Linked DNA regions of Homo sapiens: all the other regions are linked to region 3. A link is an interaction called in ENCODE POLR2A ChIA-PET data of the cell type or tissue named here. Cell type or tissue: OCI-LY7. All regions are shown on one strand.

The links. ChIA-PET counts read pairs that join two places held together with the same protein. Peaks named below come from ENCODE experiments on the same cell type or tissue, not always from the same donor. Only the 100,000 strongest peaks of a DNase experiment are listed, where the experiment ranks them.
Region 1: POLR2A ChIA-PET joins it to region 3 with 9 read pairs; 2 of 35 experiments call an interaction of 5 or more read pairs at or near these places.
Region 2: POLR2A ChIA-PET joins it to region 3 with 7 read pairs; 2 of 35 experiments call an interaction of 5 or more read pairs at or near these places.

The regions. Positions count from the first base shown.
Region 1 is chr14:65,037,508-65,045,507 of GRCh38, reverse strand. It overlaps CHURC1-FNTB (CHURC1-FNTB readthrough), which reads right to left. Exons shown (of 14, transcript NM_001202559.1): 10 at 4,589-4,718; 11 at 1,065-1,197. FNTB (farnesyltransferase, CAAX box, subunit beta) reads right to left here. Exons shown (of 12, transcript NM_002028.4): 8 at 4,589-4,718; 9 at 1,065-1,197. MIR4706 (microRNA 4706) reads right to left here and starts at 820; the gene lies at 739-820. It also overlaps a transcript of MAX not described here. In OCI-LY7, no CTCF peak of the experiment used is centred here; no DNase peak of the experiment used is centred here.
Region 2 is chr14:65,383,128-65,391,127 of GRCh38, reverse strand. It overlaps a transcript of FUT8 not described here. Among named protein-coding and RNA genes, the nearest start is that of FUT8-AS1, 25 kb to the left of the region's middle. In OCI-LY7, no CTCF peak of the experiment used is centred here; no DNase peak of the experiment used is centred here.
Region 3 is chr14:65,488,202-65,496,201 of GRCh38, reverse strand. The region is part of intron 2 of FUT8 (fucosyltransferase 8); the gene reads right to left. Among named protein-coding and RNA genes, the nearest start is that of MIR625, 21 kb to the right of the region's middle. In OCI-LY7, no CTCF peak of the experiment used is centred here; DNase peaks (open chromatin) are centred at 3,741 and 7,771; H3K4me3 peaks cover 566 bases; H3K27ac peaks cover 568 bases.

The DNA of each region.
Region 1 (8,000 bases), 450 kb after region 3:
GGAGGTGGAGGCTGCAGTGAGCCAAGATCGTGCCACTGCACTCCAGCCTGGGAGACAGAGCACGACTCCATCTCGGGGGCGGCGGGGAGGGGGGAAGACGGGGGGTGGGGGGCTCAGAAACAGGAAAAAAAAGTATGGGGAGGGGCAGAAAAGAATCTCATCTTTTACATTTGAGCAGTTACATTATCCAACTAAGTCCGAAGAACAGCTTCTCTTTGGACCCAGGGATCTCATTCCAAAAACAGATCAGCAACCAGCAGGGCCCCATGACTTCCTCTCTCCCACAGGTCTACTCAGAGACACCTGCTCTCACATCAAGTACACCAGAAAGATGGTGCAGGAGTTAGCAGGCAGACTGAGGTTTCAAGAGATAGAGAGAGAATGTTCCCAGACTTTTTGCTCACTAACTACTTCGGTTTTGCGTTCCCATTTGAGACCCCACAGAAACGAACGTGGATTTCTCTACTCCAATGGTGCAGGTGGAACAAACTCCCATTTAGGCTTATTCAATGAATGTAAAATAAAACATTTCTAATAGTGACAACTCTGCAGCCAGTCAGACACGGCGAGTCTCTTCTCCATGGTGTAGGGGCAACCCACCCCTACAACCCACCCCTACACATGGGTTCTGGTTCTCTACCCCTTTACGCAGTTGCCTTTCCTGTTGCTGTTGCAACAGTGACTGTTGCAACACTGAGGGTTTTCAGCTCTGCCCTGCACCCAGAGGAGGTGGCAATCACCACAGAGCCCAGGACAGGAGTGGGCTGCTCCTTCCAGATAACGCAGAAGCAGCGCCCACTTCCTCCCCGCTCCCCGTAGCAATTTCAAGGAAGCTCATTCTGTCGCAGCCAATTTGAAGAAGCAAAGAATGACACTAAACCAATGAAACTAAATCTTACTCTGCATTCGCATGCCCCACGGCATGAGGTTCCACACTGGGCACTCAAAATCCAGGATAGACAGAGCTCATTTCAACCCCTCTAAAAAAGCACGCTGGGCTTCCAGACTTTGTGAGTAGTGGAGGGAAATCATCCAGCCCCAAGTGAACAGCTCCCCAGGCTCACCTTGGGCGTGCAGTGCGCGGTGGAGCAGGGGCAGGAGCCCCGCCTGCCAGAAGGAGTAGCAGCCATCCACCAGCTTGTTGCAGCGGCCCTGAAATCCTCCTTCAAATCGCATCTGCCGGCTTGTCACCCATTGCTGAGGAGACACAGATGGGAAAGGCAGTTGTAGGCTAAAAGAGACAAAATCCAGCCCGACAGAATCTCCAGGAGTCAATCTGTGGGATGGAGGGTTTCCCATCTTGTGGCTTCTTGGCACTCTAGTTTTGGTGCTCTGGTTTTCTTTCCTTCCCTCCCCACACTGCCATAGACACAGAGTGAAGCATTTAAGCCAACGCTGTAGAGGCATCCAGCACTGATCTCTGCTCAATGCCTGGCAGACAACTACCTTTTCCTGGGTTCCAAAGCAGTGCCAGTGCTGAGAAGATAAAGAGGCCAAGCTGGTTTGTAAGGAGACCTTCAAAGTCTCTTAATAAACATGGCTTAAGTTGGAAATTGAAGGCAAGACTACCAGTAGCTCATTTCTCATTACTTCCCTGCTCCGGGGAGTTTATTAAAAGCAGATAAATGGAATTTGGTACTACATTTCTTTTTTTTTTTTTTTTTTTTTTTTTTTTTTTTGAGACGGAGTCTCGCTCTGTCGCCCAGGCCGGACTGCGGACTGCAGTGGCGCAATCTCGGCTCACTGCAAGCTCCGCTTCCCGGGTTCACGCCATTCTCCTGCCTCAGCCTCCCGAGTAGCTGGGACCACAGGCGCCCGCCACCGCGCCCGGCTAATTTTTTGTATTTTTAGTAGAGACGGGGTTTCACCTTGTTAGCCAGGATGGTCTCGATCTCCTGACCTCATGATCCACCCGCCTCGGCCTCCCAAAGTGCTGGGATTACAGGCGTGAGCCACCGTGCCCGGCCTGGTACTACATTTCATCAGATGATCTCAAACTGCTCCTGACTTTTACTTGGCACCTGGGGAAATTTACCCAAGGTCTCTTAGCAAGTCACTAGCAGGCCTGAAAGCAGAAGCCATTCATTCTAATTACCAAATGACAACTCTGCCCAGTCTGTGGCTGATATAAGAAAATCTTTTACTTTGAAGCTGTAAAATAGGTCTTGGTCTTGATGTCACTCAGCGGTCACACACGATACCACCATTCCTTGCTTATCTACAAGTTTTCTAAACACACTCTACTACAAAGATCAAGATAGTCATGGGTTTGGTCCCTCAGAATGAGCAGAACCAACTGGCTGAGCAGATATGACATTTCCATTTCCCTCCCTAGACCACCTAGGCCGTTCCAGCCACGGACTTACAGAGCTGCCTCACTCAACTGAAAGGGTACAGGGGAGGGTACTTCCTGTTTCTAGAGTCTTACTAGGTAAAGGTCCTGAAAGGAGCCACTGGGACCCTTGATGGAAGTGGGGGCCAGCCCTCCCCTAAAAGCTGTTGTTTAGATTATTCCCTCTTCAAGGCAACACCTGCCCATAGAGAGTCACAGTCACAAATGCTTAAAAGAGACAGAAAACACTGTACTGCAGGTTCAGGTACTAATATATCCTCGGTTGATCTTAAATGAACCAGGGCTTCCAGCATGTAATGGAAGTGGGCTAAGCATTACTCAGGCAGAGAGAAAGCAGGCGCTGCAGTGGGAGTCGGTTCCTCATTTCTACTTACCGCAGGGCTTAAGTGTTTTTAAGCAGACTAATTTACTTTTTCCAGTGCCTAAGCCCATGGATTTGTTCTGTTTCCTTGGGCTATAGGAATTCATACTTCAGATATGGGTCCTACTTCTCCCAAAGCAAATGGAAGGGAGTAGTCTGGATTAGAGCAGGGGTCCCTAACCCCCAGACCATGCCAGGCTGCACAGCAGGACATGAGTGGTGGGTGAGCCAGTGAAGCTTAATCTGTATTTACAGCTGCTCCTCACTGCTCCCATTACTGCCTGAGCTCCACTTCCTGACAGATCAGCAGCAGCATTAGATTCTCATAGGAGCGCAAACCCTACTGTGAACCGTGTATGCCAGGCTTCTAGGTTGCACGCTCTACATGAGAGTCTAATGCCTGATGATCTGTCACTGTCTCCCATCACCCCCAAATGGGACTGTCTAGTTGAAAGAAAACAAGCTCAGGGCTCTCACTGATTCTACATTATGGTGAGTTGTATAATTATTTCATTATATATTACAGTGTAATAATAGAAATAAAGTACACAATAAATGTAATGTACTTGAATCATCCTGAAGCCATCACCCCCCGTCCCACCCCCAACCCCAGGTCCACGGAAAAATTATCTCCCACAAAACTGGTCCCTTGTGCCAAAAAGATTATTACTGTGGGTTAGAGGGACACTAACATTTATTAAGTACCTACTATGTGCCAGGCTGTTTATAAATGTTCTCTCCTTTAACCTTAAAAAAATAAGGATTGTTATCCCTACCTTATAAAAGAAAAAAATATCAAGCTAAAAGAGATTAGACAATTTGCCCAAGGACTCATGTCTCAAATGTAGTAGGGACAGGGTTCAAATCTAGAACACTGTCTTTATAACTGAGGCACTCCCTAATCACATTCCTTATCTCTGCCTGGGAGATGGGACTTTTTTGTTTCATGCCTTATTGGTGTTCAGATTTTAAAACATCTGAGAAACTCTTAAGTTCAGCATACAAAGTTGGCTGTTTCAGCATGAGCCTTCAAGCCTTCATGAATCTTTAAAAAGACTACACCGGGGGAGGCTTTCTGAAGGTGGAGGCAAGACACTGCTGGTTACATGTCTACAGGGTACAACAGAAACTCTCCAGGAAGCTCACGATGGGCCGCATAACGGGAGGCTGGCATCTGAACTCAGGGAGAGGAGGTGCATGTCAGTTGCAGCTGGTTTGCTTTGACGTCATGGTCAGGGGGTACATGCTCCCCAAATGACATGACGGGGAATGCCTTCTCCCTGGTGGCCGTGGAGGTGTGTGTGTTTGTGCACCCACTGATCATTTAACTACAATCTAGTGACTCCCTGAAGCTGACTGCTTTCTGAGTTTCTTCTGAATACTGGCCAGGAGCGTGGGGTCCAGACATAAATGTTGGGCTGCCTTCTCAATGCAATTAGCCAGCTCTGCCTAAACAACTCATTTAAATGTAGGTACTAAATGTTTACACAGTGCAGCAGGTAATAAAAGTTTGGTTTCGAAATGCTGCAAAGCTCTTCTTGTAACTTTTCCTCTTAGGAGGTTCTTTCTATAACACACGATAACCTCTAATTCTACGAAACTGAAGTATAAGGAAGGTACTCTGCTCACACCAGATGTCTGCAGCACACAGTCTATGTAGTCTACACACTATGTAAAAAGCTCTAAGCAGGAAGACAGAAAGGCAGAAGGGGGAGCCAAGACAGAGCAGCTGCTCACTCCTTCCTCTGTGTTGGAACAGAGCTAACTCTCTTAGCCCTTCCCATAGCCAAACTCTCCTGAAGCCTGCATGTCTGAGTACAATCACATCACCATGACCTGGGGCCTGAGAGGGGGATGGCTCAAAAGATACTTACTAATAAGCTCTTCAAGTTCAAGGAACGTTCCCTCTTGAGGATTACCAGCGCGGCCAGGCCACAGAAGGTATAGCCACCATGGGCTTCCATCCCTGGTACCCCGCCAATGCCACCTTCCCAGTTCTGACACCTAAGAAGAGATTGAGAAAAGCAGAATGAGTGGCCAGTGAGTGGACGTACACAAGACCAGGACCATCCTAGGTGGCAGAGAAAAAGTTCACTCAGATTAAGGTGTGAACCATCACAACTATGAATGAAAAGATGCCAACTAATTAACTTTTGGAAATGTCTTTTCAAAAAAAAAAAAAAAAAAAAGCTGGGCCTGGTGGCACCCATGTGTAATCCCAGCTGCTCAGGAGACTAAGGCAAGAAGATCACTTGAGGCGAGGAGTTCGAGGCTGCAGTGAGCTATGATCACACCATTGTGCTCCAGCCCGGGTGAAAGAGTGAGACTAGGTCTCCAAAAAATGTAAGTATAATAAAAACTGTAAAATGTTAAAAACCCAGACACTTAGAAACAGCCTACTTGTGTAAGAAACATAATAATTCAAATTATTACTCTTTGGGAAAAAGTTATAAAATCATACATATACATATATGTACATATATACACATATATATACATATATATATATACACACATATATATACATATATATACATATATATATAGTGATAACCATCAAGTTAAAATAAAATTAAAGAGTGATTGTTGATTCTAGTGATCTTTTATTTTTGAAACAGGGTCTTAACTCTGTTACCTAGGTTGACTGCAGATCATGGCTCACTGCAGCCTCAACCTCCTGGACTCAGGCAATCCTCCCACCTCAGCCTCCTGAGTAGCTGGGACTATGGGCGTGCCCCACCATACCCGGACCATTTTTTGTATTTTTTGTAGAGATGGGGCATTGCCATGTTACCCAGGCTGGTCTTAAATTTCTGGCCTCAAGGAATCCTCCCACCCCAGCATCCCAAAGCGTTGGGATGACAGGCATGGGCCACCGCACTTGGCCTCTGGTGATCTTTGAGTACAGGTCTACTAGTAATATTTTTCCTTTTTGTTTTTCTATTTGTTCAAAAAGTTTTTATAATGAACCTGTATACTATTAAAAAATAAACGTTATTTTTAAAAATTATAATTAGGCCAGGTGGTGATGGCTTCTTAAACAGCCTGCAGAACCATGAGCCAAATAAACCTCTTTTCTTTCTAAGTTACCCAGCCTCAGGTATTCCTTTATACTGACACAAAATGGACTAACACAAGAAGGACAAGAAATAACTGACTTAGTAGAATAGAGAAACCTTTCCTACCCAAAGGATAGGGATGGGAGAGGGGCAACAAAAAGCAAGGTGATCTGCTCCAATAAAAGGCTCCAGGATTAGAGATACAGGGAACCTCCACAAAGTGGAATGCGTCTGAACCAAGTTTGTTGGTTGCAAACTTATATAAGAATCAGACCTTTAAGTCCCCTACTCAAATCCAGCAGAAGATGGGAAGTTTCAGAGGTTTAATCAAAAGGATCTGAGTTCCAGAATATCCAACAAGCTAAGAGGAGGAGGGAGCACTGTACCAAATGTGATTACGTGAGAGTCAGTAATCTCAACACAATACCCCCAGCCCCATTCCTCTGTGTATTTCACACAAGGCTGCCAGTTTCATACCCCAAGCAGGAATTTAGAAGATTCCTCTCTGAGGGAACTGATAAGCCCAAGGGAAAAACCCTACAGACACTGCTTTGAGAATTCCCCAATGAATGGCTTGATCCTGCCCACTCTCGCAGAGCTCCCCAGCAGCTTTTCAGTGCTGGATCCTTAAATATGAACAGACAGCTGTAGAGTACCAGACATTTGACCACAGTCTCTACTATGAAAGAGGAGACCAAAACAAACAAAAATAAATTGGAGGAAATAAGACAGGGAGCAAAAGAAAACTTTTTAAAGTTGTATCTTTAGATAAAATATTATATGAAGTAAGACTATTGAGAGGACAAAATATCCCCAGAAAAGAACAAGAGAGTAGATAAAAAAGTAGTCAGGAAGTAAAAGTAGTCAGGGAGGAAAACTAAAAATAGGATTACAAAAATAAAAACAAGAGGATTAGAAGATAAATACTAAGAGAATCTCTCAAAGTATAAGAAGAAGGATTAAGAGATGGAAACGAACCATGCAATGAAATATTTTTATTTTTATTTATTTATTTTTGAGACAGAGTCTCGCTCTGATGCCGAGGCTGGAGTACAGTGGCACAATCTTGGCTCACTGCAACCTCCGCCTCCTGGGTTCAAGTGATTCTCCTGCCTCAGCCTCCTGAGTACGTGGGATTACAGGTGCATGCCACCACGCCCGGCTAATTTTTGTATTTTTAGTAAAGACAGGGTTTCACCATGTTGGTCAGGCTGGTTTCGAACTCCTGACCTCGTGATCTGCCTGCCTTGGCCTCCCAAAGTGCTGGGATTACAGGTATGAGCCACTGCACCCGGCAGTATTATTTTTATTTATTTATTTATTTTGAGATGGAGTCTCACACTGTCACCTGGGCTGGAGTGCAATGGTGCGATCTCGGCTCACTGCAACCTCTGCCTCCTGGGTTCAAGCAATTCTCCTGCCTCAGCCTCCCGAGTAGCTGGGATTACAGGTACCCACCACCACACCCGGCTAATGTTTTGTATATTTTGTAGAGGCTGGGTTTCACTATGTTGGCCAAGCTGGTCTCGAACTCCTGACCTCGTGATCCGCCCGCCTCAGCCTCCCAAAGTGTTAGGATTACAGGCGTGAGCCACCACGCCCAGCCTCAAAGTATTCTTAAAAGTCAGACAATCAAATGTACTAATGGGATGTCATATTTTTAAAAGGCTGGCCAGGTGCGGGGGCTCATGCCTGTAATCCCAGCACTTTGGGAGACCAAGGCAGGAGGATCATTTGAGGTCAGGAGTTTGAGACTAACCTGATCAACATGGCGAAACCCCGTAAAAATTAGCTGGGTGTCGTGGCGCACGCCTATAATCCCAGCTACTTGGGAGGCTGAGGCAGGAGAATCGCTTGAACCTGGGAGAAAGAGGTTGCAGTGAGCTGGTCTGCACCACCGCACTCCAGCCTGGGCAACAGAGCAAGGCACCATCTCAATAAATAAATAAATAAATAAATAAATAAATAAATAAATAAATAAATAAATAAATAATAAATAAATAAATAAGAGGCTGGGCATGGTGGCTCACACCTGTAATCCCAGCACTTGGGGAAGCCGCAGCAGGAGGATTACGTCAGCCCAGGAGTTTGAGACCAACCTGGGCAATGTGGTGAGGCTTTGTCTCTACAAAAATTTAAAAAATTAGCGGATGGTGGATGCCTGTAGTCACAGCTACTCAGGAGGCTGAGGATGATCACTTGAGCCTGGAAAGTCGAGGCAACAGTG
Region 2 (8,000 bases), 110 kb after region 3:
AGGATACAAATGGTCTTGTTCTTTCCCTCATGTTCCAGATGCCAGTAGGTATCAGTAGGTATCACTAGCATGATAATTATTTCCACAAAGAATAGGAAATTAGGCCGGGCGCAGTGGCTCATGCCTGTAACCCCAGCACTTTGGGAGGCCAAGGCAGGCCGATCAAGAGGTCAGGAGATCGAGACCATCCTGGCTAACACGGTGAAACCCTGTCTCTACTAAAAATACAAAAAATTAGCCAGGTGCTAATGTGGCGTGTGCCTGTAGTCCCAGCTACTCAAGAGGCTGAGGCAGGAGAATCGTTTGAACCCAGAAGGCGGAGGTTGCTGTGAGCCGAGATGGCGCCACTGCACTCCAGCCAGGGTGACATAGCGAGACTCCATCTCAAAAAAAAAAAAAAAAGAATAGGAAATTAATCGTAGACTTGGTGGTGTCCTGTACTTTCCTGGGGTGATAGTAGTAAAAGTGGGTGTGGTTTGCCTCCTTTAAATACATCATCTAGTCTAGAGATGTGGAAATTTCCTCAAACTGATATGTAGTAATATAATAACCCTTTTAGAAAACCTGAATTACTTCATTGAAAAAAGTCAATTTATGTATATCTAGTAGCTGCATTTTTTGAAAACTAGACAACATGCACATGATAAAAAATTCAAAAGTTATGTAAAAAGGCATAAAAGGAAAAGTGAACCTCTCTTCTACACTATCCCCTAGTCCCCCTTCCCTGAAGCACCAGTGTCACCAATTTGTTTATCCTTCTAGATGTATTATCTTACTTACAAGCATGTATTTTTTTTTTTTTTTTTGAGACGAAGTCTCGCTTTGTCGCCAGGCTGGAGTGCAGTGGCACAATCTCAGCTCAATGCAACCTCCACCACCCGGGTTCAAGCCATTACAAGTGCAAGCCACTGTACCTGACATACTGTATATATACATATATATATAAATATTATTTTTTATTTTTATTTTTTATTTTCTTTTTGAGACAGGGTCTCATTCTGTCACCCAGGCTGAAGTGCAGTGGTGTGTGTGATCGTGGCTTCCTGCAGCCTAAACCTCCCTGGGCTCAAGCGATCCTCCCACCTCAGCCTCCCAAGTAGCTGGGATTACAAGCGTGTACCAACAGGCCCAGCTAATTTTTGTATTTTTAGTAGAGACGGGGTTTCACCATGTTGGCCAGGATGGTCTCGATCTCCTGACCTCATGATCCGCCCACCTCAGCCTCCCAATTGTACTTATATATTGCCTTTAAACATATTTTTATATATAGTATGTATATACTATTATGCATGTTTCTTTTTCCTTTTTAAATCTTTTTTATTATAAAATTATTATATAAATTAAAGAGAACAAAACTGTATACAGTATGCCATGGCTGGGCATGGTAGCTCACACCTGTAATCCCGGCACTTTGGAAGGCTGAGGTGGGCAGATCACATGAGCTCAGGATTTCGAGACAAGCCTAGGCAATAAGGCAAAAACCCCACCTCTACTAAAAATATAAAAATTAGCCAGGGCTGGGCACAGTGGCTCAAGCCTGTCATCCTAGCACTTTGGGAGGCTGAGGTAGGTGGATCAGTTGAGGTCAGGGGTTCAAGACCAGCCTGGCCAATATGGTGAAACCCCATCTCTACTAAAAATACGAAAAATTAGCCGGGCTTGTTGGCAAGTGCCTGTAATCCCAGCTACTTGGGAGGCTGAGGCACTCCAGCTTGGGCAACTGAGTGAGACTCTGACTCAAAAAAAAAAAAATATCAGGGTGTGGTGGCACACTCTTGTGGTCCCAGCTACTTGGGAGGCTGAGGTGGGAGGATCGCTTGAGCCCAGGGAAGTTTAGGCTGCAGGAAGCCACGATCACACACACCACTGCACTTCAGCCTGGGTGACAGAATGAGACCTTGTCTCAAAAAGAAAATAAAAAATAAAAATAAAAAATAATTTTTTTATATATATATGTATATATATAGTATGTCAGGTACAGTGGCTTGCACCTGTAATCCCAGCACTTTGGGAGACCAAGGCAGGAGGATCACTTAAGTCCAAGGCTACAGTGAGCTAGGATCATGCCACTGCACTCCAGCCTGGGTGACAGAGTAAGCCCCTGTCTCAAATATATAAATATGTATGTATTCATTTATATATGCATATATACATTTATATTTTAACATATTCATTTATATATATAAAATGTAGTGATCTTGTTTTTATATTTTAAAAAATTTCACAATTTTTCTTTGAAACTATTCCATATTAACGCATACCACTCAGCTGCACTGTGTTTGCTGCACAATATTCCATTATGTGGATGTACCACTAGCAAATCTGATATTGATGGATTATTTTTTATTTTTTATTTTTTATTTTTGGAGATGGAATCTCACTCTGTCACCCAGGCTGGAGTGCAGTGGCGCGATCTCAGCTCCCTGCAACCTCCGCCTCCTGGGTTCAAGCAATTCTCCTGCCTCAGCCTCCTGAGTAGCTGGGATTACAGGTGCACACCATCACGCCCGGCTAATTTTTTGTATTTTAGCAGAGACGGGGTTTCACTATGTTGCCCAGGCTAGTCTTGAACTCCTGAGCTCAGGCAATCTGCCCGCCTTGGCCTGCCAAAGCGCTAGGATTACAGGCGTGAGCCACCATGCCCGGCCGATATTGATAAATTTTTACTTTTGCTATAGTGGAAGCTTTTTCAATTAGTTTTCCTTATTAGGTAAATGGATCCATGTGCCACTAAGATAGTCAACAGATATGCACTGAACACTTACTACATATCTAATACAGTTTGCTTAGGCCCAATAATGCAACAAAGAATATTCCTATATATTTCCTCATCTTCAGATTATTTGGTCATTTTTCATGTGTGTACTGTAGGATTGGTATTGTCCATTTCAAGTTTTTAACTAAAGACTCCTTCTTTATCTATTAAAACACAAATCTTCCCTCCTAAATTTGCTCGACTATGGCAAAATGGGAGTTCCATACTGCTGAAACTTTATCACTTTGGGAAGATACAACAGTTTCTCTATAAAGATACTCCTGTGCTTACTTATAAAATCACAGAATTTAAGAGGCAGAGAAGAACTTTATAATATATAGACCAACCTCTTCATCTTATAAATAAGACAGTAAGGCTAAGAAGAAGATAAATAACTGGGCCATGATCATACTCTGGCTTCTTTTTCTGACACAAAATTGGTTAAACATACCTCCTCATCCCCTATTTAAAAACCAAAAGTGCGACTTCTACTTGTGGTCATGATGGAATAACATGGGCCTGATTTACTGTGTACCTTAAGCAACTGAAAATGAGATAAAATATACAAAACAGTTTTCAGATGTTGGACAACATGCAACATGAGACAATGATCTTTGAAAGAAGAAAAACAAATCAGGTGAACCTATAATTGCCCCAGCTCACTGCCTGGAAAGATTCCAGGCTACAGCACAGGCAAGAGAAACCCCAACAAAGCCTGGCAGATATTCTGAATTGAACAGATGAAGTTGAGAATTCAGAGAGGCGGAGTCCTGAATTTACAGGCACTCAACAACTGTTGATAACTGTGCCTGTTACCATTTTGAATTCGTAGGGTAGATTACCAGATAGGAGACAGCTGCACAAAAAGAGCTAGTTCTAGAGTTGTGCAGGGGCTTCCTCTTGAGTCTTCAGCTGCGTATCTGTCAGCACACATGTGTGAGGAAACTACCTTTGACCAGGGAAAGAGACACCTGAATGGAGCGGTTACTGGCAATCACGCAGGAATGGAAATAGCTCACATTCCCCGAATGGAAAAACTTGGCGATATGTGGAGCATCAGGTTGAGGATTCAGAAAGGTGAGGCCAAATTAGCCTTAGACTAAAAGTTGCTCTGCACTTGCCTATCAAAGTTTACATGCAAGCCTCAGAAGGCTCAAACTGTTTCCAAGTCACTTAAATTTAAGTGTCAAAATACTTAAAGGATATTTAAATATTTAACTCAAAAATATTTAGCCGGGCATGGTGGCTCATGTCTGTGATCCCAGCACTTTGGAAGGCCAAGGCAGGCGGATCACCTTAGGTCAGAAGTTCAAGACCAGCCTGACCAACATGGTGAAACCCTGTCTCTACTAAAAATACAAAAATTAGCCGGGCGTGATGGTAGGCGCCTGTAATCCCAGCTACTGGGGAGGCTGAGGTGGGAGAATCACTTGAACCCAGGAGGCAGAGGTTGCAGTAAGCTGAGATCGCACCACTGCACTCCAGCCTGGGCAACAGAGTGAGACTCTGTCTCAAAAAAAAAAAAAAAAAAAAAATTAAAGGAAGACAAACACAAATAAACAAAAATTCAGCATCCAACAATGTGAAATTCACAATACGGAATACAAGAAAAAATTACCAGGCATATAAAGAATCAGAAAAATATAATCCATAATGAGGAAAAAAATAAATTAATCAATAGAAACATATCCAGATATGATACAGGTAATAAATAAAATTGGTAGACAAAGACATTGAAACAGCAATCATAACTATGTTCCATATGTTCCAGAAAGTAGAGGAAGGCATGAGCATGTTAAGAAAAGATATTAAAAAACGAAGACCCAAGTTGAACTTCCCTTTCTTTTTTTTTTTTTTTTTTTTTTTTTTGAGACGAGGTCTCACTCTGTGGCCCAGGCTGGAGGGTAGTGGCGCAATCGCAGCTAACTGCAGCCTCTGCCTCCCTGGGCTCAGAGATGCTCCCACCTCAGCCTCCCAAGTAGCTAAAACTATAGGCGCACACCACCATGCCCAGCTAATTTTTTTGCAGAAACAGAGTTTCACCATGTTTCCCAGGCTGGTCTCAAATGCCTATGCTCAAGCCATCCACCTGGGCTGGAGTGCAATGGCACCATCTCGACTCACTGCAAGTTCCACTTCCTGGGTTCAAGAAATTCTCCTGCCATAGCCTCCTGAGTAGCTGGGACTACAGGCATGCACCACTGAACTTCTTTTTTTTTTTTAGATGGAGTCTTACTCTGTCACCCAGGCTGGAGTGCAAGGGCGCAGTCTCTGCTCACTGCAACCTCCGCCTCCTGGGCTCAAGCGATTCTCCCACCTCAGCCTCCCAAGTAGCTGGGATTACAGGCACATGCCACCACGCCCAGCTAATTTTTGTATTTTTAGTAGAGACGGGGTTTCACCACGTTGGCCAGGCTGGTCTCAAACTCCTGACCTCAGGTGATCTACCCGCCTCGGCCTCCCAAAGTGCTGGGATTACAGGCATGAGCCACCATGGCTGGACTGAACTTCTTAAAATGCGAAATATAATAGGCTGGGTGCCGTGGCTCACGCCTGTAATCCTAGCACTTTGGGAGACTGAGGTGAGTGGATTGCTTGAGCCCAGGAGTTTGAGACCAGCCTGGGCAACATGGCAAGACACTGTCTCTACAAAAAAGACAAAGAAAAATACAATAGTTGCCGTGAAAACTCATAATTGCTAAGACAATTATAACTTCTGCCATTATTTTATCATTTTCAATATGACAAATGTAAAAATAATATTTTCATTGGGCCTGAAAACAGCCATTTTCATATAAAAAATCTAAAAGCCACAATCAAATGTGAGTCAAAACCATTAATGTACAATAGTGTTTGCATAGTAAAAATATGTTGTCTGCATTTGGTGTTGGTATTTATAAAGAATAGGAGCATCTCACAGCCTTTTCTATATGCAAAACATGTTAAGCCAAGCATAACTTCTATTCAGAAGAGTTCAGAGTTTAAGGGAGAATAAAAATTGGTTTACTGTGACTTCATTTTTAAGCATAGTGCATACAAAAATTAAAGAAAAGTTTTTTTATATGCAACACTTCGGATATGGAAAAAGCTAGTGATTTTTAGACCCTTGCCAGGATCAGTGAGGGCTTATTCCCAACAAACTGTTAAGGAGCTACAGTTAAGAATCTAACCTAAGGCCGGGCGCGGTGGCTCATGCCTGTAATCTCAGCACTTTGGGAGACCGAGGCAGGTGCATCACCTGAGGTCAGGAGTTCGAGACCAGCCCGACCAACATAAAGAAATCCCGTCTCTACTAAAAATACATAAAAAAAAAATTAGCCAGGCATGGTGGCACATGCCTGTAATCCCAGCTACTCGGGAGGTTGAGGCAGGAGAATTGCTTGAACCCGGGCAGTGGAGGTTGCGGTGAGCTGAGATCATGCCATTGCACTCCAGCCTGGGCAACAAGAGCGAAACTCTGTCTCAAAAAAAAAAAAAGTATCTAACCTAAGAAATGTAGGTAAAGAGAAGGGAAAAGTCCAGCAAGAAGTGGAATTAGAACCAAGAAACAAACTCATATGAAAATTAGAAATATTTTAAAATGTGAGGACAATGGTTTACAAGTATATACAAATCTTCCCGACAGAGGCTGAGAAGGTGATAACATGAAAATGCATTTAAATGCACCCAACAGTTGAGTGCCTGTTACCTGCAAGACACTGAACCAAATGAAGCACTATCCCTTTCATTCAAAATCACAAAATATTATACAAGAGATGGATGCAGATCTCATAAATAATTGTATCATAAATCTGACTGATAGCTTCAATAATGAAGGCATTACAACAGCTAAAGTAACATAGAGAATTGAAATAACTGGATCTTGGGGTGACAAAAATGGTGGAAGACTTTACATAAAAGGTGACATTTGAACTGTGTCCTAGAAGAGAAAAAGAATTTTACTATATACAAAAGAATTTTAGTCAGGCATGGTGGTGCATGCCTGTAGTCCCACTGCTTGGGAGGCTGAAGCAGGAGGATCACTTGAGCCCAGGAGATGGAGGCTGTTGTGAGCTATGATCACACCACTGCACTCCACCCTGGGTGACAGAGCAAGACCCTATCTCAAAATTAATAAATTTCCTTTAATTTTAAGAAGAGAATTTTGTAGTTATTATCCATTTAATTTCTCCACCATTAATTGCACCACCATCTATTCCCCACCTCTCACTGCCCTGCTTCCTAACTAGTATCCTGCCTTAACTGACTATCCTTGGTGGTTCATTGGCTTCTGGTTGAGTTTGGCCAGTGAAAGACACTGGCTGGAGATCAGAGGGCAGGAGGACAGAGAAGTTGGGATATTTCTTCACTGTGCCCATTCTGCTTCCACACTGTGATTCTTGCAGTGGCTGCCACCCTCTCTGCCTGCATTTCCTACTGATGGCCCCTTTCCCATGGCTCCAACTTGCACTGAGCTATGATGGCAGTGTTTCATCCCATGGGACCTTTGGGCCTAGGGAAGATAAGAGGTTCCCACTTTGCTAGTCTTTGGTTATCTCAACCACTCTTGTGATTTCCCTTTACCCTGACTGTATCTCTGTAAATTATCCCTTCATTTGAACCATCTGAGTTGAAACCAGTCCTAATCAAAGAGAATAGTATACGCAAAGACAAGAAGGAACTCATGATTGGGGAAACACAACTGCAATTTAGGTAACATCATGGAGATGGGAATCTAGGAATGGTTTTAGAGAATTGGGGCCAGATAATGAGGGCCTTACTATGGAATCTGTATTTTATTCTTGGGTAAAAGAAATCCAATGGGGCCAGGCACAGTGGCTCACGCCTGTAATCCCAGCACTTTGGGAGGCCAAGGCAGGCGGATCACAAGGTCAGGAGTTCACCAGCCTGGCCAACATGGTGAAACCCCGTCTCTACTAAAAATATAAAAATTAGCTGAGTGTGGTGGCACATGCCTGTAGTTCCAGCCACGTGAGAGGCTGAGGCAGGAGAATCGCTTGAACCTCGGAGGCGGCGATTGCGGTGAGCCAAGATCATGCCACTGCACTCCAGCCTGGGCAACAGAGCAAGACTTTGTTTCAAAAAAAAAAAAAAAAAAAAAAAAAAAGAAAAGAAAAAGAAAAAAGAATCCAATGGTGGTTATTGAGTACGTATCAACAGAACTGTGTTCCAGAAAGATCTCTCTACTAGCATGTGAAAGATGGAATGAATAGGAAAGAGCCTGAAGGCAGGGAGGCCAGGTAAG
Region 3 (8,000 bases):
ACTCAGGGTTAGCTTTTTAACTCAAAGATGGTACAAACTCAGTCTTATGGTTCTCCACATCTAGGCAGCCTCAAGGGGGCCAACTAAGAGACTTATTTCCTCCCCTCAAAATATAAACATAATTAGTATTTACTTCAAAGTTATCTATTTAACGTGATTTTTTTCTACTTAAATTTTTCTAAAATCTGATTATGTTCCTAATGATTAATTTTTTGTGTCTAAATTTATTTTTTAAAACACTACACTTTCCTAAAAATGTCTGTTTCTCCCCTCATCTCAAGTTCCTACTAAATGGTTTTCTTCCTTCCAAGTGTATTTCTAGCTTGTCTATTCCCACCACCTATCCCCAAAATGGTAAGCACTGGTTTCCAAAATACCTCCTTACCCCTACTTGAACCAAGACTACATTCACAACAAATATAACACAATTAGTCATAGCAAAAAATATTATATACTGATAACATTAGCATATTACAAATTCAGAAAATGGAAAAATGATAAGTGTGTTTTATTCTGCTAAATTATATAGAAAACTTGTATTTTAACCTGGTATCTCTCAATTAGCAATACAAATCCTATTGCTGTTGTTTAGTTTTTTAAACCCTACAAATAGCTAAGATTTTTAAAAATTAAATATATTATAATTAGGCTCTTAGCCAAATAAAATATGATACACAGATAAAGAGCAATATACAAATGGACCATACCCCGGAGGAACACATAACTCCCATTTGTTCACACTCTCCTTAAAAGAAACAAAATATCCAGTACTACTACATCCAAACCAGAGGTGATGATTCACCAGAGTGCTCCTGCCCAAGGAACCCCAGTGCAAGAAGCAGCAGCCAAAGTGAAAACTCTGCTTGAGACCTGTTCATTTAATATGTAAAAACAGGTATCTCAATTACCTAACTTTTCACAAAGAATACATGACTTTTTTTAACTTTCATAGTTAGAAAAGATTTGCTATAGTTTTTTAAATGTGATTATTTAATTTACTGGGTTTTTTTTTTTTTTAAGGGAAAAGCAAACTTCAGTAATTCCTGCCTGAGGAATGAAACTATAAACATATTAAATCCTATAAAAAGAAAAAAAAAGGTTCTGAAAGGTTCCAGAAAGAGGTACAAAGTCCCTAAACCAACAAACACCATGTTTCACACTAAGTAAGAACTGTGTGCCTCTCCTCCAGAGCTCTATCTAGAGAAAAAGCATTGAGTTTTTAGGTAAAACCAGAGCCCAGAACTACGATAGCAGAAATTCTGGAGTCTCTTGGAAGTCCTTCTAACTATACAACAAAGCCTCAATCAGCAGAAACCTAAACATTTGGTAAACCTTCCTCCCCACTTCCTTAAGTATAAAAAATATCCTTTCTCTTCCGTCTCCTGAATTCTGGAACCCTTCAGAACCTTACTTTTTTTTCTTTTTATAGGATTTAATATGTTTATAGTTTCATTCCTCAGACAAATACCTAATGCATGCGGGGCTTAAAACCTAGATGATGGGTTGATAGGTGCAGCAAACCACCATGGCACATGTATACTTATGCAACGAACCTGCACATTCTGCACATGTATCCCAGAACTTAAAGTAAAATTTAAAAAATAAAAAATAAAAAAATACGTTGCCCCTCCTGAGTAGATTCTCTGGATACAACTGGAGAGCGATGCTTTGCAGCCCCAGATTCCTCTTCACTCCTTGTTTGTTACATACAGAGGGAGAATAAGCCATCTACTTGTAATTCAATCAGAAACTTTTTATGAACATAGCAACTACAATAAACCTTTTCTCTTCTAATAGTATGTAAATGCACTGTCTGGTAAGGTATTCAGTAGCCAAATGTAGCCATATGAAATGTGGTTAGTTTGAACTGAGATGTGCTATAAGTGTAAAATACACATGGATTTCAAAGACTTAATATGAATAAAAGAATGTAAAACTCTAATTGATATTTTTATATTGATTAGTTGTTGAAATATTTTGAATACATTACGTTAAATAACTGAAACCAATTTTAACTGCTTCTTTTTGCTTTTTAAATGTAGCTAACAAAAAGTTAAAAAATTACATGTGTGGTTCACTCTACATTTCTATTGGACAGCACTGGACTATAAACTAATGACCATAGCTTTTACTAAACTATACAAAGATCAAACTTGCATGTTTATATAGTATTATAAAATGTAGTCATTACAACAGCTAAACCAAAATTTCCTTTCTCCCTGACTAACAAAGCATATTACATTCACTCATCTGCTTCCAGGTTCCTTCCTTTCCTTATCTCTTCATCTAACCTTAAAATATTGAATAAATTTTATTCACCTCCTCCCCACTTCCACCCAAATTACCAGCCTTGAAATGTTAATCTTTTATTTCCAAACACTATCATACTTAGAAAAAAAAAAGGAGAAAATTTTTCCCAAAGAGGCCTCCAAGGTTATCCCTAAGAGACAATACATGGCAATGTTAAAGGTTTGGTCTCTAGAATCAATAGCCCAGCAAGAACTCTACCTTTTGCTGGGCAAATTATTGTAGCTCAGTTTCTTTTCTGTAACAGAGGGTAAATACTATTATTTACTATCAAACTAATCTTTCATTTAATTAATATTTAATATTAAAACATCAATTCTATAGGTTATAATATAAGAAAAGCATTTAGCACAGTACCTGAGACTTCAGTGCTAAGAATTATTAACCATTATTACTACCATTATTTCCTTTTTTGTCAAGCTTCCTGAACCTATCCCTTCTCTTTCTATTCCTAGCTTCCCCATCAACAGGTTCTCTCTTCAGTCAAGCCAAAATATATCTAACAAAATGAAAAGAATACAGAATAACAGAGGGAGAAGGTGGTCATTTGGGACTAAGAACTCCAAATACTGGAGCCCATAATAAAGTGGTCTGCATTACATGATAGAAAGATTCCTCACTATAAAAAGCCGTCAAGCTAAGTCTGGGATTCTGTAAAAAGTATCTTCACAGATGACTGAAATAGTTGTTTCTAAAGTCCCCCTTTAATCCTCTATGCCCTGGAAAGGTATACAATGCAGATATTAAAATCTAGACGCTATATCATTGGCAATACTCACCAAAGTCTAAAAATTGTACATTCCTTATGGCACTTTGACTTGGCCACTGATTCACGCTTGTACACAAAAAAATCAACAAGCTCCTATCTGCAACTATTGGAGAGCCCAAGTTTAAACTTTCACCTTATGGCAGGGAGAGAGATGGGGAGACAGAGAGGGAGTGGGGAGATAAAGGGGAGGAGAGAAGGGAAGCAGGTGGGGAGGGAGAGACAGAGACACGAAATGGTCAAAATTCCTACTTTGCCACTTGTGGTAAACAAGCCTCATGGACTTAGAGCAGATTCAGGTGGGTAACTCTTTGCCTAAGCCAAAATATAGGTAAGCTGAATCTCTTATTACCCTTTTCATATTCTGTCATATATTATAGACATTTACATTATGTTTTATTTCCTTTCTCTTCCTTCTCCTGAAATCTAAAGTCTACAACACTGCGTCTGACATATTAGGTACTTGATAAAAGAAAAACTTCAGCAGAATTAAATTTAAAGGAGTTTAACTGAACAATGAACAATCTGCAAATCAGGCACGCTCCTAAGCCAGAGTAGGCGCTGAGACTCCAGCACAGCCACATGGTGGAAGATTTAAGGACAGAAAAAGGAAAGTGATGTACAGAAAAAGGAAGTGACATACAGAAAAAGGAAGTGACGTACAAAAACAGCTGGACTGGTTACAGGTTGGTGTTTGCCTTATTTGAACACAGTTTGAACAGTTGACTACATTTGATTGGCCAAAACTTAGTGACTGGCACAAGTGTGGCTACAGTCTGTTTCTGCCTCCACTTGTTATAGCTCACAATATGCCTCCACTTGTTATAGCTCAAAAACCTTTAGGCTAAACTGAAGTAAGAAGGCAGCTTTCGGCTAAACTTGATTTAACATGCTTATAAATATCTGTCATGTTGGATTGAATCTACAGTTTTAATATGAAAAAAATATTACTTACCTTTGGTTTTTAAAACACTTTCATGTGATTTCACTTGATTGTCCCAACAATTGTATAATTAGGCACATTGAAGACATAATCTCATTTTTTGCTAAGTAACTGAAGCTCACAAGTCCAAGTAACTAATTCAAAATTATTCATTTTTTTAATGTCTTCATAAGCAAAATTTTATTCCAAGACCAGGCTGGCTGTAAGTGACAAAATCAGAACTTTACAGCACTATATTACATCACAACACATGACACCAGAGCTTCTCTTAAGAGAGAACCAGTGGGGTAAGGAAGAAGGCACAAAAAGATTGTGATGATGACAAGTTTTTAACAATGAGTTAAATCTATAGCCTCCCTATATAAAATTAACTTGTTTTTCACATTTCACTTTTCCTATCTTACTAAAGTCTCAAAGTTCTATTTACCTTCCTAAAAGATTTTCTGTTAATTCCTTTTTCCTCACATAATTATTAAGTTATACTTAATCATCAAAATTATATTCCATATCACATTTTACCTGCTACCTTTCCTCATACCTATAAATCAATTCGTGCTTTAAAAATTATGTGATTTTATAAATATAGTTCCCTTATTTTGCCTTAATGAATGTGTTTTATTATTCTTTTCAGTTCTCCAGTATTCTCTGAAATGGCTTCTGTTCAATTTTATCCAGTCTGAAAATAACCTATTGTCCCCATGCTGCTGATATTCCCACTGGACTCACATGAGAAAAGGACCAGAAGTTTCTCTGTAAAAATACTTGAAACAAGCAATCAGTCAACATTAGCTGACATTCAAGATTTAAAAAGCAAAGTTAACTTGCTACCTATTGTCATTACTGAGCTCATATTTAGAATGACCTATAAACCCCCTTTGATTAATGACAATTCACTGCACTTCTCTGAATATGTTTCCTCATCTGTAAGAAAGTTGGTCTCGATCTTTAGAATTCAAGATTTAAAGAGTTGTTGAGTCTGGGGATTTAAAAGTAAGTTTATTTACCCTAATCATTGATGTATTATTTTAATGCATATATTTGCACCTTGTCTACCCACTGTACTTTGAGGTAAGAACCATGTCCTATATAATTTTATACCCTTACCAGTTTTAATATGGTCCAATGCAAATACAGGCAAGTTTCACTTGGTCTTCTAACTAAAAGTGTTAAATTGTTGGCTTTAGCAGAAGGCTCTTCAAATTTCCCTATGTGCAATTCAACAAGTCACTACAATTTTGAACCAGATTCTGAGTAGGTAACACTGTAAAACTGTGGTGAGAATCCAAGATATGTTATTGTATCTTATGATCAATATTCAGCATAACTGCCATCTGCAAAAGAAATGGTAATTAACTCGGAAAGGGAAAAAGGCTCTAAACCTTGCTTTTTGCCACAGTCTTCCATAACCCTTATATATAATCTCTGACTGATTAACTAAAAACCAGACCTTAGAATGCCATCAACTCCCCAGATCAAAGCTCTGGGAGGAGGGAGGGATGTGACATAGATGTGTATTTAGTTTTTGATTTATCATAGTAGGTCTTTCTCTAAAAATTAAGACATTTGCCAAATTTGTTTTCAGATGAAGTCAAAGGCAATTTCCTAGTAGAGTAAAATTTGAAGAAATATATTTTTTTAACACAGATACAGGCTTTTGTAAATGTTTCCAGTCAACTTGTAATAATGTCAACATTAGCTCAAATTTAGATTGAAAACTATTACCCTTCTCAGTAGTTTGAGCAGATGCCTGGGCCTTGATAAAAATCACTAAACTGTGTTTAAAATATATGTGTATCTGTAAAATTCAATACAGACACAGCTGACAAAAATCACTTAACTGTGCATAGAGCAATACAAGAACTAAAAGGTTATGGGAACCTTAAAAGTCACATGTAATCATCACATCTGCATGCAGTTAAATACATAGACTCCAGTTTCAGAAATCCTGAGCTTACCAAAAACTTTTACAACTAAATTTGGGTTATTTGGGGTGGGGGTGAAAGAGATGCAAAAGGAGAGTAAACAGCCTCTTACAGCCCCTATTTTGACTAAATCTGCAGCTGTAATTACAGCTGTTCTGAAGCTTTTCTTGGAACTGCCCAATTACATTTAAATAATAACCAAAAGTAGGTTTAATGAACAGAAGAATTTGATAGGAAGACTTCTTCATAGTTAAAAGCTATTTTTGACTATATAATTAATATTTTATTATTTTTGCCCTGCAACTAATAGATTAAGAATTGTTATATAAATGCAAGAAGCTTTTTCTTCCTTGGGTTTTGGAGTTTTTAATGTTTTTTTGAAAAGAAAGTACACTGAATTTCTTTGATATTTGTGCAAAAACTTGCATGTAAGTTTCTTCTCCCTTGCCATGCCATCTGTTTTACTATGAAACAAGTCTATGACCCACATGACACGTGTGTGATACCAATAAACAAAACATAGAATCCTTTTTAATGTAATTCCAAATACATTTTCTAATGATGCATTTTACTCAAAAAAAGTTACAACATCAATCAACACAAATGAAGCTATACATATTTTAAGACTCATTTTTATGTTATATTTTAAATATGATCAACAGCTAATTTCCTGGACAATTATTCAAATAGGGAACTATTTTTTTAATCACAAATCTATAGAACTTTTTAAGTAACTGATCTGTCCATTTATAAAAACATTCTCAATGGCTGAAATTTTTTTAATTGCATGTTATGTTTTATCCCTGGATAGCAGAGATTCCTATAAAAACATCAATACTTTTAGGGAGAAATAAAAAAGGCTAATAAAGAAGCCTTTCAGGTTCCCTAAGATTTAATATACGGAGACTAAAAGAGATACGTCCCAGAAAATTAGAGAAAGCTAGGATACTGAACACTTGCTTCATATTCACCATTGTTACAGGTGGAGGAGAATGAGGTTAGGGAACAAAGTAACATGTTACAAAGAAAAGGTTCTTGCCAGTGACCGTTTAGTGTTAGATAAATCTGTTCTCTAACTTCCTCTGGCTATCAAAAAGAAAAAGCAACATTATTGAATTTTTCATGATAATTTGCTGAACAACAAAAAATCATAACTTTCTAATCATTGATGGAAAAATACTTAATACTACATGACAATACTAAAATATTGACTATATCTGACACATTTACCATGAGAGCCTCATGTAACTAATCAAATATATTTTCCATAGTTATAGTCAGTATATCCATGTAGAAATAGTAAACATATTATTCTTCAGGTTGTTTTTTTTCTATTCAAGTTGGTTCAAAAAGTACAAGGTCGATGGTGAACTTGATTAGGAAGGAATAGGAAACTCACCTCTTTTTCTGTACTCTGAAAAATTGGAAAGAAATGCCCCAATAATCCTAAATATGGTGGCCAAATATTCACACTTTCCTGAATAGGCCTATGTCTTCTATGGATGCTAACCAACACAGTCTGGTATTTAAATTAAAAGCTAAGCAAGCATTACAAGAGGAACACAAGGAGCCACAAAGCAAGAGGCAAACTAGCAGATACTAAGAAGATTTACATATTTAAAGAGGATAAAGATAATTTAATTTCAAAGCATAGATTATATTCACAGGAAATTGGCTCACCTGTAGTCAAAATGTACCTCATAAAGACAAAGAAATCACATGGAGCACAGAAAACAATTCACCAAACTCAAGAATGAACAGCGTTAAGCAGCAGCTGCTAGAAACCAGTAGTGCATTAAAAAGGTAGAAGAGAATAGCTGATCCTTTCAGTCACAAAACTGAGCTCCCTGAAAAGCACAGGCAGTCTTTGAAAGGTTGGGTGCATACACCGAAGCCTGCAAACCAACTATCAAAAATGATCTCATTTGACTTCTACTAGGATCATCACAGAAGGATGAAGCGAAATGAAAAAAGGCAATTGCAATTTAAGTTGAAGATGTGTCATCAACTAAAATAGCTGCTGCAAAACCCTATTCAAATCTCCCTTTCAGCCATATGTCTA